Regions from separate parts of the Homo sapiens genome. Here region 1 is linked to region 2. A link is an interaction called in ENCODE POLR2A ChIA-PET data of the cell type or tissue named here. Cell type or tissue: IMR-90. All regions are shown on one strand. Links, peaks and the distances in the headings refer to the core of each region. The heading gives the core; the rest is flanking DNA. Region 1 overlaps NDUFC2-KCTD14 (NDUFC2-KCTD14 readthrough). Region 2 overlaps RSF1 (remodeling and spacing factor 1).

What was found. ChIA-PET counts read pairs that join two places held together with the same protein. Peaks named below come from ENCODE experiments on the same cell type or tissue, not always from the same donor. Only the 100,000 strongest peaks of a DNase experiment are listed, where the experiment ranks them.
Region 1: POLR2A ChIA-PET joins it to region 2 with 5 read pairs; 2 of 35 experiments call an interaction of 5 or more read pairs at or near these places.

Annotation. Positions count from the first base shown.
Region 1 is chr11:78,019,313-78,022,225 of GRCh38, reverse strand. All of the region lies in intron 2 of NDUFC2-KCTD14 (NDUFC2-KCTD14 readthrough), which reads left to right. The region is part of intron 1 of KCTD14 (potassium channel tetramerization domain containing 14); the gene reads left to right. Among named protein-coding and RNA genes, the nearest start is that of KCTD14, 2.5 kb to the left of the region's middle. RefSeq lists an enhancer at 1-161. In IMR-90, for the core only: no CTCF peak of the experiment used is centred there; no DNase peak of the experiment used is centred there.
Region 2 is chr11:77,677,704-77,680,616 of GRCh38, reverse strand. RSF1 (remodeling and spacing factor 1) reads left to right here. Exons shown (of 16, transcript NM_016578.4): 12 at 2,464-2,531. Among named protein-coding and RNA genes, the nearest start is that of CLNS1A, 41 kb to the right of the region's middle. In IMR-90, for the core only: no CTCF peak of the experiment used is centred there; no DNase peak of the experiment used is centred there.

The sequences.
Region 1 (2,913 bases), core at 195-2,694, 340 kb before region 2:
TGAGACCCAGGCTGGTCTCAAACTCTTAGGCTCAGGCAATCCTCCTACCTCAGCCTCCCAAAGTGCTGGGATTACAGGCATGAAACACAGCACTTGGCCAGGAACCTCACAGTCAATGAAGAAACAGGGAATTGCAAGGGAAGAACTGCCAGGCCAGTGGAAGTATAGTAGTGTAGGACTTTCTGGGATCACAGTGAGACAACCCACCCCGAAGGACTCCCAGAGGAATTCATCTGAAGGATGAGTGGGGTCAGAGAAAGGAGTGCGGATGGCCAAGTGAGTGAGCTTCTGGAGGTGAGGGGGCTTGCCCAGCTCTGGATTGGAGGAGTGGGGAGCAGCAGGCAGTTCTGGTAGTTGATTGCGAGGGGTGAAGTAGCAGCCTAGTTGCAAAGGGCCTCTAAACCTTGTTATGGAGTCTGCTGTTTATCTGGAAGGGAATGAAAAGTTACTCAAGTGTTTAATGCAGGGAGTGACAGGATCAGATTTGTACTTCAGAAAACGTACTCTCAGCCAGGCGTGGTAGCTCATGCCTGTAGTTCCAGCACTTTGGGAGGCAGAGGTGGGTGGACCACCTACCTCAGGCGTTCGAGGCCAGCCTGGCCAACATGGCAAAACCCTGTCTGTATAAAAAATAGAGAAATTAGCTGGACATGGTGGCACACACCTGTAGTCCCAGCCACTCTGGAGGCTGAGGCAGGAGAATCGCTTGAGCCTAAGAGGTGGGGGTTGCAGTGAGCCGAGATTGTACCACTGCACTCCAGCCTGGGCAACAGAGTGAGACCTTGTCTCAAAACAAAAAACAAGCAAACAAAAACAAAAAACAAAAAGAAGCTTAGGAACACGGCTGAGGTCTTGTTTGATAAAGAAATGGAGCTGAAGATGTCAGTGCAGGAAACTTTTTTTTTTTTTTTTTTTTTTTTTTTTTTTTGAGACAGGGTCTCCCTCTGTCACCTAGGCTGGAGTGCAGTAGTGCAATCTTGGCTCACTGCAACCTCTGCCTTCCGGGTTCAAGCAATTCTCAGCCTCCCAAGTAGCTGGGATTACAGGCATGCACCACCAGGGCCCAGCTAATTTTTTGTATTTTTAGTAGAGATAGGGTTTTGCCATGTTGTCCAGGCTAGTCTTGAACTCCTGGCCTCAAGTGATCCTCCCACCTTGGCCTCCCAAAGTGCTGGGATTACAGGCGTAAGCCACTGCACCCAGCCTGTTTTTTTGAAGCATCTGGAAATTAGCTTCAGAAAGGATATTTGATGTGATTGGATCTGTTAGACTTTCAGAGCTGGGGAAGCTTAGCATTCTTTTGGTCCATTTTGCCTCCCTATTTCACAGATGACTAAGCTTAGTTCCAGAGACGGAAAGCAAAGGGCCCTGGGCACATATCAAAGTATTGGCAGTAGGGGGGCAGGATGTTGGGAAGGATGGCGGTGAGGCACCCTTACTGTGTTGGAGTCATGCTAATACAGGTATCATCTCAGCTCCAACTTCATCACATCCTAGCTGTGTGACTTCTGTCTGAGCTTTCCTTGCCTGTAACATGGGGACATTAGGAGGACCTGAGAGCTTTCAGTGGTGTAGGAGTAATGAGAACATATTGGTCCATTCAAGGGTTAAACTCTGCAGCTTTGCATTTAACTGCGAGCTTTACAGAGGTGACTTCAGGGTTAACCAAACAGCCCTGCCAAGGGGCCTTGAGGTTTATGGGAGAAAGAATCAGAGGTTCTGGGCTTATTTTTCTCAGCTCTATTGTTTGGCTGCTGTCAAGATGCGTCCTCTCCTCTGCCTTCTCCCTTCCAGTCAGCAGAACTGTCCCCTGGTAGGAGATGTTGTCATGGCAATCAGATTTCTCCAGCAGTTCGGTTGACTTTGGCTCTATTAACTCCAGTACTTTAATCTTAGGAGAGCCCACAGACCAGTTGAGAATGAGGACACACCTAAATCAGACTGAGGGACATTCCTGAGCCCTGTCCCCATCCCCACTCTTGTGGTTAAATCTTTCCTCTAACACTATGCATCTATTCCTCAGCAGCAGCGGCCATCACATCCCTTAGGAAACCTTCTCTGACAGCCTCCAACCCACATCCACAAAAAGACCTGACCCCTCCTACCTTTCAGTCTTCCCTCTCAGCACCTACATGCTTAAGCCGTCTATTTCGCTGTCTCCACTGTGAGTTCCTTGAAAGCAGGGACTGTGTCCTGTTCTTCTGTTTGGCACAAGGTTTGCATGTAATAGGCCCAACATACATTTTGTTGAATGAATGAGTCACTAAGGGAATGAAGAGTGAAGGTATTGGAAGACTGAAGGTAATTTATGTAATGACTAAGAGCTCAAGCTTGGAGTAAAACGGACCTGAGTTCAGATTCTGACATCATCACTTAATAACCAGTCTTAGTGCTCAGCCCAGGGTCTGGCACAGAGAGGTGGCCTCTAAAAGTTTTGTTGAACAACCAAACTTAACTTGCATTTGCACTGCACTTCGCAGTTTGTGAAGCAGTTTTACACCCACAATATGTAGAGTTACCGGCCTTTTCATTACGAAGAATGTTCCCGTTATTATTTAAGTCTCATGGGCCTATATTTTGAAAAACATTCATCAAACAAATTTCATTTTTGCTGGGCGTGGTGGCTTGCATCTGTAATCCCACCTGCTTGGGAGGCTCAGGCAGGAGGAAGCCTTGAAGCCAGGAGTTCAAGACCAGCCTGGGCAACATAGTAAGACCCGTCTCTAAAAAAATTTTTTTACATAACCAGATGCAGTGTTGAATGTCCTGTAGTCCCATCTACTTGGGAGGCTGAGGCAGGAGGATGACTTGAGCCCAAGTTCAAGGCTGCAGTGAGTTATGATCATGCCACTGCACACCCAGTCTGGGCAACAACAGAGCAAGACCGCATCTCTTAAAAAAAAATTCATTTCT
Region 2 (2,913 bases), core at 318-2,817:
TCTAACTCAGAAGGCAGGATGTTTAGTTTTTAGAGACGGGGTCTTGTTATGTTGCCTAGACTGGACTCCCAACTCCTGGGCTCAAGCCATCCTACTGCCTCAGCCTCCCAAATAGTTGGGACTATGGGTGTATACAGCCACTTCCAGCCTCCAGCTTTTAGTCTTTTTTCTTTTTTTGAGACAGGATTTCACTCTGTCACACAGGCTGGAGTGCAGTGGCATGATCACAGCTCACTGCGGCCTCGAACTCCTATCCACAAGCAGTCCTATTGCCTCAGCTTCCCAGAGTGCTAGGACTACAGGCACACATCACCACACCTGGCTAATTTTTTTAATTTTTTATTTTTGTAGATACAGGGTCTCACCATATAGCCCAGATTGGTCTCAACCTCCTGGGCTCAAGTTATACTCCTGCCTCAGCCTCCCAAGAGTGCTGAGCCACTGCACCCAGCCCTAGCTTTTAGTTTTGATGCTGTTGTTAATCCATTGTGTGCCCGTAATCCCACCCTCTTCAATATAATATACTCTGGTGATGGAAATAGAATCTATTTCTTTGATGTCTGATATGGTGGCCATAGCCATATGTGACTATTGAATACTTGAATTATGTCTAGTGAGGAACAGAATTTTAAATTTTAATGAATTTAAATATAAATAGCCACACAGGCTAGTAATTACCATTTTTAGCGTAGATTTAAACAAGTTACTTCATCCTTTTGGCTGAGCCCTGAAGTAAAAGGCATTTTATATGTGAAGAAATCTTAGGAATCCTTTAGTCTTGATCCTTTTCTTTAAGTCAAGGTAAACAGCTTCAAGAAATACTTTTACCTAGTTCTAAAATTTTAACCATTTGTGTATGAATTTCAGTTATAATATAATTTTCAATAGCAGTAATAATATAGCCCTATTATTGGGACTCTTTTTCTTTTCTTTTTTTTTTTTTTGAGACAGGGTCTCGCTCTGTCCCCCAGGCTGGAGTGCAGTGGTGCATTCTCGGCTTACTTCATCCTCTGCCTCTTGGGCTCAAGCAATCCTCTTGTCTCGGCCCCCCAAGTAGCTGGAACTACAGGCACGCACCACACACCCAGCTAATTTTTTGTATTCTTTATAGAGACAGGGGTTCACCATGTTGCCCAAGCTGGTCTTGAACTCCTGGGCTCAAGTGATCTGCCTGCCTTGGCCTCCCAAAGTGCTGAGATTACAGATGTAAGCCACTGTGCCCAGACATATTATTAGGACTTAATAGTATTTATGGAACTGTAATTTTGTTTTACTTACTTTGCCATGTGATTTGTATAATTAGGAGTTGGCAAATTATGGCCTGTGGGCCAAATTCAGCTCACTTCTAGTTTTTGTACAACGTGACCTCAAAGTGGTTTTTATAAATGTTTGAAGAAAAGGATCAAAAGAAAAATGATATCCTGTGAAAATTATATGGAAATTACCTATAATTCAAATTTTAATGCTCATAAAGTTTTATTGAAACACGTCTGTATCATTTACTTACATGTTGTCCGTAGCTGCTTTGCACTACAATAGCAGAGTTGAGTAGTTACAACAGAGACTGCATTGTCTGAAAAGCCTAAAATATTTACCATCTGGCCCTTTATAAAAATTTTTGCTGACATTGCCTCAGTCTAATTTGGCTGCTATCAGAAAGTAACCGTAAACTGGATAGCCTATAATCAACAGAAATTTATTTCTTGCGGTTCTAGAAACTAGGAGGTCCAAGGTCAAGATACTGGCAGGTATGCTGTCTGGTGAGGGCCTGCTTTCTGGTTCATAGATGGCACCTTCTAGGGTGTTCTTAATCACGGAAGGGATGAGGGGAGTTTTTAGGGTAGACCCGATGCCTAGTGAAGGCCTGCTCCTTCATAGATGGCCATCTTCTCACTGTAACCCCATATGGTGGAAGAAACAAAGGGTCTCTCTCTGGCTTCTTTTATATGGGCACTAATCTTATACATGAGGGCTCTGCCAAAGACCCCACCTCCTAATACCATCACCTTGAGATTTAATATTTCAACATGGGGATTTTGAGGGGACATAAACAATCAGACAGTAACAGACATCTGCTAAAGGTAATCTTTAAAAATAAAAGGACAGCTGGGTGCGGTGGCTCACGCCTGTAATCCCAGCACTTTGGGAGACTGAGGCGGGCAGATCACGAGGTCGAGATCGAGACCATTCTGGCCAACATGATGAAACCCTGTCTCTACTAAAAGTACAAAAATTAGCTGGGTTTGGTGGCACGCGTCTGTAGTCCCAGCTACTCGGGAGGCTGAGGCTGGAGAATCCCTTGAACCCGGGAGGCAGAGGTTGCAGTGAGCCGAGATGGCGCCACTGCACTCCAGCCTGGCAACAAAGAGAGACTCCGTCTCAAAAATAAATAAATAAAAATAATTAAAAAAAAAAAAAAAAAAGCCAGGACAGGCTATAATGTGATCATTGTGTATATTTTAGATTTGATGAGTTTGATGAAGCAATTGATGAAGCTATTGAAGATGACATCAAAGAAGCCGATGGAGGAGGTATGTGTTTGTCGTTCTCTCTTCTTCATAGAACTCTGCCAAGAAGTTCATTCAGGTGCCCAAATTAGGGCAGTGAGCATATGTTTTTATTCTCTTTCCCGTTATGTATCATGATTAGTACTGATGTTAGTTGTCTCAGATTTAGAGTAATTTGTGGATACAATGTCAGTGTATAGACTCAGATCTTACTAACTACTTTTAAAGCAGTTTTGTTTTACAAGCTGATATAAAACATTGATGTTCCTTCATAGGTTAAAAAATTTACTTCTGATTCCATATAGAAAACTGAGGAAACTTTTCAGTTGTCTTTGAGACTACAAAGTCTCAAAAATTATGGATAATCAGAACCAAAATAATTTAAACCAAAAATTTTTAAGTTAAC